2 separate regions of the Homo sapiens genome follow, and region 1 is linked to region 2. Evidence: chromatin loops called from intact Hi-C (ENCODE). Cell type or tissue: PC-9. All regions are shown on one strand. Links, peaks and the distances in the headings refer to the core of each region. The heading gives the core; the rest is flanking DNA. Region 1 has its middle 5.5 kb from the start of CRTC1. Region 2 overlaps CRTC1 (CREB regulated transcription coactivator 1).

Evidence for each region. Hi-C counts contacts between places; a loop is a spot of excess contacts. Peaks named below come from ENCODE experiments on the same cell type or tissue, not always from the same donor. Only the 100,000 strongest peaks of a DNase experiment are listed, where the experiment ranks them.
Region 1: a loop joins it to region 2, with 8 times the contacts of the local background. A loop is called at or near these places in 4 of 110 quality-filtered maps.

Annotation. Positions count from the first base shown.
Region 1 is chr19:18,676,001-18,680,382 of GRCh38, reverse strand. No RefSeq gene overlaps it. Among named protein-coding and RNA genes, the nearest start is that of CRTC1, 5.5 kb to the left of the region's middle. In PC-9, for the core only: no CTCF peak of the experiment used is centred there; a DNase peak (open chromatin) is centred at 2,272; H3K27ac peaks cover 879 bases.
Region 2 is chr19:18,762,223-18,766,604 of GRCh38, reverse strand. CRTC1 (CREB regulated transcription coactivator 1) reads right to left here. Exons shown (of 14, transcript NM_015321.3): 9 at 1,077-1,201. Among named protein-coding and RNA genes, the nearest start is that of COMP, 27 kb to the left of the region's middle. In PC-9, for the core only: no CTCF peak of the experiment used is centred there; DNase peaks (open chromatin) are centred at 1,964, 2,354 and 3,904; H3K27ac peaks cover 1,532 bases.

The DNA of each region.
Region 1 (4,382 bases), core at 187-4,186, 86 kb after region 2:
TCACATTACTGTACTCCAGCCTGAGCTTCTGGATCCAGCCATTCCTGAAGCTAGACTCACCTGCCTTTTAAGTTATGTAGGCCAAAAATTTATTCCCTTTTGTGCTTGTCTATTTGTTTTCTTGTTTGTTTGTTTGTTTGTTTTTTCAGACAGGGTCTCACTTTGTTGCCCAGGCTGGAGTGCAGTGGCATGATCATGCTCACTGAAGCCCCAACCCTTAGGCTCAGGTGATCCCCCCACCTCAGCCTTCCAGGTAGCTGGGACTACAGGTGTGCATCATCATGCCTGGCTAATGTTTTGTGGTTTTTGTAGAGACAGGATTCATCCTGTTGCTCAGGCTGGTCTCAAACTCCTGGGCTCAAGTGATCCGCCCCCCTCAGCCTCCCAAAGTGCTGAGATTACATGTGTGCACCACCGTGCCTGGCCTGCCTAAATCTATTTCAAGTCCTTTTTCTGTTCCTGGTTCTGACTGAGACTGCAGCTTCTGTGAGTCCAATGCGAGACTGGGCCCGCTACATATGTGGCTTCTAGTTCTTTTTTTTTTTTTTTTTTTTTTTAAACAGAGTCTCGCTAGGTCTCCCAGGCTAGAGTGCAGTGGTACGATCTTGGCTCACTGCAACCTCCGCCTCCCAGGTTCAAGTGATTCTCCTGCATCAGCCTCCAGAGTACCTGGGACTACAAGCGTGCGCCACTACGCCCAGCTAATTTTTGTATTTTTAGTAGAGATGGGGTTTCACCATGTTGGCCAGGCTGGTCTCGAACTCCTGACCTCAGATGATACTCCCACCTTGGCATCCCAAAGTGCTGGGGTTATAGGCGTGAGCCACCACGCCTGACCGGCTTCTAGTTCTTGACAGCATCCTGTGAGGTCAGAGAAGAAATAAAGACAGAGAGCAGGGACAGCAGCTGCCCTAGCAACTTATGCACCAAAACTCAGGCCTCACAGCCGACCTCAGCTGCTTTCACACACTGAGTTTTGTAGGCTTTAAATGAAGTTAGCCAGGCGTGGTGGCTCACGCCTGTAATCCCAGCACTTTGGGAGGCTGAGGCGGGCGGCTCACCTGAGGTCAGGAGTTTGAGACCAGCCTGACCAACATGGAGAAACCCCGTCTCTACTAAAAATACAATATTAGCCGGGCGTGGTGGCACATGCCTGTAATCTCAGCTACTCGGGAGGCTGAGGCAAGAGAATCGCTTGAACCTAGGAGGTGGAGGTTGCAGTGAGCCAAGATTGCGCCATTGCACTCCAGCCTGGGCAACAAAAGTGAAACTCCATCTCAAAAAAATACATAAATAAATAAATAAAATAAATGAAGTTAATAAGTGTCAACTGCCTTACTTCTAAGAAGTGCTCCGTAATTGATGCCACTTACCCTAATCAATTACATGTATCTTTTTTTTTTTTTCTTTTTTGAGACACAGTTTCGCTCTGTTACCCAAGCTGGAGTACAGTGTTGCGATCTCTGTTCACTGCAACTTCCAACCTCCGCCTCCCTGGTTCAAGCAATTCTCCTCCTACTTCAGCCTCCCGAGTAGCTGAGATTACAGGGGTGTACCACGACGCCTAGCTAATTTTTTCTTTTTTTTGAGATGGAGTTTCGCTCTGTCTCCTAGGCTGGCGTGCAGTGGTGAGATCTCGGCTCACTGCAGCCTTCACCTCCTAGGCTCAAGCGATTTTCCTGCCTCAGCCTCCTGAGTAGCTGTGACTACAGGTGTAGGCCACCACACCCGGCTAATTTTTGTATTTTTAGTAGAGACGGGGTTTTGCCATGTTGGCCAGGTTGCTTTCGAACTCCTGACCTCAAGTGATCCTCCTGGCTCGGCTTCGCAAAGTGCTAGGATTATAGGCGTGAGCCACTGCACCTGGCCCTGTAGGCTTTAAATGAAATTCGTATGTGTCAACATACGTTAATATGTTAGTATGTTAACATATGTTAATATGTGTCTCACTAAGAGGTGCTCCATAAATGCCACTTACCCTGATCACTTACATATATCTGCACTAAGCCAGTTTCCAGACACAGGAAGATGGAAGAGAAAAGATTTTGGGGACTAGCAGGGGTTACAGCAAGGAGCCATCCTGGGCATGTGCAGAAGTAAGTCTGCTGCTCTTCCTACTCACCCCCATTCACCCCGCGGCCCGCCTGGCATGAAACTTGATCCATCCTAAACCCTGGTGATGAGTCAGAGGAAGCAGCCAGCCCGCTCATTGTGCAATGGCCAGACAGCAGCCCAAGCCCCGCTTCTTGCTCCACTGACCCCCAGCCCTGAGAAGGGCGAGGCTTCAGTGTCCAGTGACCCGGGCAGAAACCAACCCTGAGGTTTTCACTTTCTTCCTTCATCAAAGGAACTTGCTGTCACCCAGTGTGGTCCAACACTGCTCCTCACAGCAGCCCTGCGGGCTTTGCAAAGCAGGGCAGATCCCACACTCCCATCGCACTTAAAAAAAAAAAAAATCTAAAGGCTTGGCGCAGTGGCTCATGCCTGTAATCCCAGCACTTTGGGAGGCAGAGGCAGGTGGGTCACCTGAGGTCAGGAGTTCAAGACCAGCCTGGCCAACATGGTGAAACCCCGTCTCTTAAAAAAAAAAAAAAATGAAAATTAGCTAGGCATGATGGTGGGTGCCTGTAATCCCAGCTACTCGGGAGGCTGAGGCAGGAGAATCGCTTGAACCCGGGAGGTGGAGGTTGCAGTGAGCCGAGATCGCACCATTGCACTCCAGCCTGGGAGACAGAGTGAGACTCCATCTCAAATAAAAAAAAAATACCCTCCTCCTGGCGGCTCCACATGCTTATGCTCGGCTCGGCTCTCGCTCCAGCCACACGGGCCTCTTCGCTGTTCCCTCTGCCTGGATTGCGCTCCTCCAAGATGCTTTCGTGGCTGGCTCCTTCTCGACTTGCAGGCCTCTGCTCTGAGAGACCCTCCTGAAGGGTCTAGCTGAAGTGGACCTCCAGCGTCTCTTCCCATGACCCAGAAACATCCCATTCTCTGAAGGCAGCTGTTTGTGCGGTCTCATCTGATCCCTTGTAGATTGAGCTGAGATTATGTTCGCCTTTCCCAAAGAGGCCAGGGCCAGGCCAGAGTTCCCTGTGTGCCTGTGGAATGTGGAAAGGGCACAGACACACGTGATTTCTTATGTGTTTTTGTTCATTCGTTTGTGCGTTTTTAAGACAGAGTCTTGCTCTGTCACCCAGGCTGGAGTGCAGTGGCGCGAACTCGGCTCACTGCAACCTCCACCTCCACACCTGTAATGTCAGCACTTTGGGGGACTGAGGTGGGCGGATCACCTGAGGTCAGGAGTTTGAGACCAGCCTGGCCAACATGGTGAAACACCGTCTCTACTAAAAATGCAAAAAAAACATTAACTAGGCGTGGTGGTGCACGCCTGTAAACCCAGCTACCTGGGAGGCTGAGGAAGGAGAATTGCTTGACCCGGGAGATCAAGAAACTCTTGAGCATTTCTGTGTGGTCCAACACTTATCAGTTGTCAAGCTGTGTGACAATGGAAAACTGTCTTCACCTCTCTGAGCCGCACTGCCCTCCTCTGCTAAATGTGGACAGTGGTGCTCCTCATAGCAGGCTCTTGGAAAGATGAAACAGATAACACATGGAAAGCACTTAGCTCAGTGCCTGCTTCATCCAAGCACTCAGCAACTGTTAGGAAAGCAAAACGCTACTTCGCCATGTTAGTTTTCATGCTTTGCTTCTCAGCTCTTCCTTATATGGGATCTTAGTCGATTTGGGGTACCCACGTCGTGTGGAGGTGAATTAGGGCCATTGGAGCTGAGAGGCAAAGAGGAAAACAATCCCTGGTCTGTCTTTGACTTCCAAAAGAGGCTCTCATCGTACAGAGTTTTTAAAGGGCAAAGCAAAAGCTGGGTCTGATCATGAAGAGAGAGGGAAAGGACCCAAGAGAAGCCAGCGATGCCCCTCCTTACGATAAGGTTACAGGAGGACCCAGGCCCCTCGTCCTCCCACCCAGGCTTTAGTGGTGGATGGAGGGTGGGACGGGGTGGGCCGCCAAGGAGGGTAGTGAGAGGCTGGAACTGGGCAGGCGGGGGACCCATGGTTCAAGTCTAGGGACCCAGCCACTTGTGCTGAGGGATAGATAGCTGAAGTGCGTGTTGGAAAACTGGTTGGTTGGCTGGATGCATTGGCTTGTGCCTATATTCTCAGCACTTTGGGAGGCAGAGGCAGGAGGACTGCTTGAGCTCAGGAGTTTGAAACCAGCCTGGGCAACATAGAGAGACTTGGGCATGCTCCCAGGGACACCTACAGTGTCCATGCCCTGAAACTTGGCCAAGGCCCCATTGACCTCCCTACATCCAGACCCCCATCCTGCTTTCCAAGATCCTGGGGCACTCACAGCCCCCACTCACCTG
Region 2 (4,382 bases), core at 87-4,086:
GCGTGGTGGCGGTCACCTGTAATCCCAGCTACTCAGGTGGCTGAGGCACAAGAATTGCTTGAAATTGGGAGGCAGAGTTGCAATGAACCAAGATCACGCCACTGCACTCCACCCTGGGTGACAGAGCGAGACTCTGTCTCAAAAATTTTTTTAAAAAAGGGATTACGGTCAGGCGCGGTGGCTCACATCTGTAATCCCAGCACTTTTGGAGGCCAAAGGAGGCAGATCACTTGAAGTCAGGAGTTCGAGACCAGCCTGGCCAGCATGGTGAAACCCCATCTCTACTAAAAATACCAAAAAAAAAAAAAAAAAAAAAATTAGCCAGGCATGGTAGCACATGCCTGTAGTCCCAGCTACTTGGAAGGCTGAGGCAGGTGAATGGCTTGAACCCAGGAAGCAAGGTTGCCGTGAGCCGAGATCATGCCACTGCACTCCAGCCTGGGCTACAGAGCAAAACTTCGTCTTAAAAAAAAAAAAAAAGGATTACAAAAGAGTATTATGAAAAATTTTCTGCCATCAAGTTGGATAGCAAAGACGAAATGGACAAATTCCTAGACACATACAAACTACCCAAAAAAGTAGACAAGCAAATACAGCAAATTGAAAAATCAAAAGCTAACCTCTTGAGTTTTTTCTTTTTTTTTGAAACAGAGTCTCACTCTGTCTCCCAGGGTAGAGTGCAGTGGTGTGATCATGGCTCACTGCAGCCTCCACCCCCTGGGCTCAAGTGATCCTCTCATCTTAGCCTCCCTAGTAGCTGGGACCACAGGCGCACACCACCATGCCCAGCTAATTTTTGTATTTTTTGTAGAGACGAGGTTTCACCATGTTGGCCAGGCTGGTCTCGAACTCCTGACCTCAACTGATCCACCCGCCTCAGCCTCCCAAAGTGCTGGGATTACAGGCATGAGCTACGGCACCCGGCTTGAAAATTTGATAATAAAAACTAAAAGTGTTGGGAGCATTCTCAAGGTTTTGTGGCCTCCTGGAAGGAACAGGAGGCCTTCTAAGAGGTAGAGCCAGGCCTCCACCTTTCCCTTTCCCCCTCCCACCTGCCCCCCACCTTGCCCTCGCACCTGAGTGATGGGTGACAGCGGGGACAGGGTGGGCGATGCCTGCTGACGCCTTGCCTCTGTGCTCAGGGACAGGGGGCTGACGCCAGCTGGGCGGTGCTGTGGAGAGGAGCCAGGTGTGCTCATTCCTAGAGAGGAAGTAGGAGGGAGGGAGAGCAGGTGTGAGACTGATCACTGAGAAAGGGCTGCTTACACACCCACAGTCACACTGCATGGGAATAGCTCAACTGCTCAGACAGAAGCCCATGGACATGTCCCAACTGCCAAACCTGGGCACCCCCCGAAGGCCCTGATTCCTGACCCGAGGGTCCCACAGTCCTGCAGAGTCTGTTCTCCTTCCTTCCAGGAAGGGGGTGTCTCACAGCCAGCCAACCAGCACATCCCCATCTCTGGAGCATAAGATTGGCCCCCAGATGGGCATGTAACCAGGCTGGCCCAATGAGAGCCTTCCCAGGGGCTTTGGATGGAATTCCAGGAAGGGCTGTCTGAAGCCGTGTGTGGGGCATCCTGTGGCGAGGTGAGGAGCCAGCTGAAGGGCTGCAGGGGAGAGGCAGCATCTGAGCCTGCTTCCCACTTTCAGGAGACAATAAATGGTTTTTTTTGGCTGAAAATGGCTTGGGTTGTGGTTAGCTTCAAGCCAGCAGGCCCTGCCCAATGCTGTGGTTTTGCCCACCACCTCGTGGATCTTGCCCTCCTTCAGTGAATGTGCCCATTCCTGCAGCTGCTTCTCTTGGCCCCCAGACCTGAGCACCTGCTATCCCCTATGTCCCACAGCCACTTCCTCCTCCCCAGACCTGGTGCATTCCCCAAGCTGCAGTGCCACCCATCAGGCTGTCTGAACTAAAGAATGTCACTCCTTAACATCCTTCCCCCTCTCTGCCCTGGGGTCTGACACATCATTCCTGCTGGAGGTCCTGCCAGGAGCCGCCTCATCACCCCTTCCCTCACCCCGGCCCCGAAGGCCCTTGCACTGAGCAACCCAATCCTTGGATTCTGCTGCAGTGATGAAGCTGGGTGAGGTCAAGTTCAACATGGCAGTAGCTGGGGCTGGCTGGGTTATTGTGGGCACCATGCCAGGCAGGCAACAGGCCCCTCGATGGCAGGAGGACCCCTGCGAGCCTGGCCTGACCCCCATCCACTCTGGAGACTTGGTTCCCTGGTTGGTGAGATGGCGACGATAACAGCCGCCCTCTCCGGTTCAAAGTGAGGCCCTGGTGAGGTCAGGAGCAGTCTCTGAAGAGCATCTGGCCTGCAGTCAAGGCGGGGGTGAAGCCGCCTGACTCACCCCAGGAGATCTGGGCACCAGATTAACCTTGTTCCGGCAGATGAGACGGCGGGTGCGTGGGCCCATGGGAACACACCCGACAAGCGCCGAGGGGAGATGACAGCCTTGTCCGTGCCCAGGGCAGCTGCTCACCGGGGCGAGCTCGGTCACGCCTGCACTTCCCCTCGGATGCCCTGGCAGCTCTGCTTGGCTGCGCACTGTGGGAGGAAGCCTGGTGCTGTTGACTGCTCCCCAGGCAGCAAGCGCCCTTTGCAGGCCCTGGCGTCCAGGGAGGCATCAACAGAGGCCTGGACGGGAGGATGTGGGGGAAGCCTGCTCAGAGCACACTCAGAGTCACGACCCTGGGCCACTCCCTCATCTTCTCCTGAGTGTCCGCCACTTCGTGCGTCCAGCAGGCCGAGAGATGCTCAGTGCCCAGGTCAGAAGCAGAGGTCGGGCTCGGTACAAAGTAGGGGCAAACGTCAGGAGCGTGTGAGGGTATGGATGTGGGACGACAGGGGCGGGTGGGGCCTGAGGCAAACCAGAGCACTGTGGCCCGTCTCGAGGTGCAAGACATCGGCCATGGCCACTGGGCTGTCTGATTCTTCAAGAGCAGCCAGAAATCTGGTGTTCTACGGGCATTCCCCTGGTTTTTCAATGTTGATTCTAAGTACAGTCAAGCATCACTTAACAATGGGGGTGACTTCTGAAAAAACGCGTTGTCCGGCGATTTCATGGCTGTGCATGAGGATCACAGGGCAACTTACACAAACCTGGATGGCAGAGCCTCTGCACACCTCGGCCAGACGGTAGGGCCCTTGTTCCCAGGCTACAAACCTGTACAGGGTGACCGTCCTGAATACCGTCGGCCAGGCACAGTGGCTCACGCCTGTAATCCCAGCACTTTGGGAGGCTGAGGCAGGCGGATCACCTGAGGGCAGGAGTTTGAGATTGGCCTGGCCAATGTGGTGAAACCCCGTATCTACTAAAAATACAAAAATTAGCCAGGCGTGGTGGTGGGCGCCTGTACTCCCAGCTACTCGGGAGGTTGACGTAGGAGAATCGCTTGGGACTGGGAGGCGAAGGTTGCAGTGAGCCGAGATCACACCACTGCACTCCAGCCTGGGTGACAGAGTGAGACTTTGTCTCAAAAAAAAGAAAAAAAAAATTAAAAACAGTAGGCAACTGTAGCACAATGGTAAGGACTTGTGTGTCTAAGCCTAGAAAAGGAGCAGTAAGACACAGCATTATACTCTGATGGGGCCACTGCCGATTATGTGGTTTGCTGTTGTCAGAAACGTCAAGATGTGGCGTGTGGCTGTATTACAGATGCACAACTGTGGGCCCACACGAAACATACCATGGGCTGGATTTGGCCCTTGGGCTGCCAGTCTCTAATGTCTGCCCTGAATACAAGGGAGTTTTTAATCTTCCACTGGCTGCAAAGTGAGCTCTCGGCCACCCCTGGAGAGGCCAGTTGGCCCAGGAGGGCGGACGGGAGCCTTGCTGTTGAATTCCTTTTGGCAACCTGGCTCACCTTTGGGAACAGGCACAGAGCCAGCTGGAGGGGAAGTCTGGAGCGGGCAGGGAGAGCTGCCAGGGGAGGGCGGGCCAGGTGTCAGGGCCCGCCCGGCCTCAAAGCTGGGCCAGGAAGGAGGAGCCAGGGCCTGCCCTCCTCCTGCACTCTGGAAAGCAGCCAGGGATATGGGAAATGTAGATGGAGCCAAGCGGGGTACTGTCTCCTCGGCCGCGAAGGCCTCTGTCTTCCTTCCTGAGGGAGCTCACGTTCTGACTGGCGGGTGGGCTTGCGAGGAGGGAGGGGGCCACCTTCGTGTGTGCCAGGGGCCGGCAGCTCGGCTTGATTTAAAAGGCGTCCAGAAAGCAAAGCCCCTGCCAGGCGAGCTGCTTGGGCGGCAGGTTCACAAACAACCCAACACATGTCAGGCATTACCGGGCCGCTCTGGCCAGCGCCGGCTCCAGCTTCCACGTATGTTGTGTGTTTCCTTGTGCTTGTTTAGACTGGGTGCCTGCTGGAGGTGCGCAGC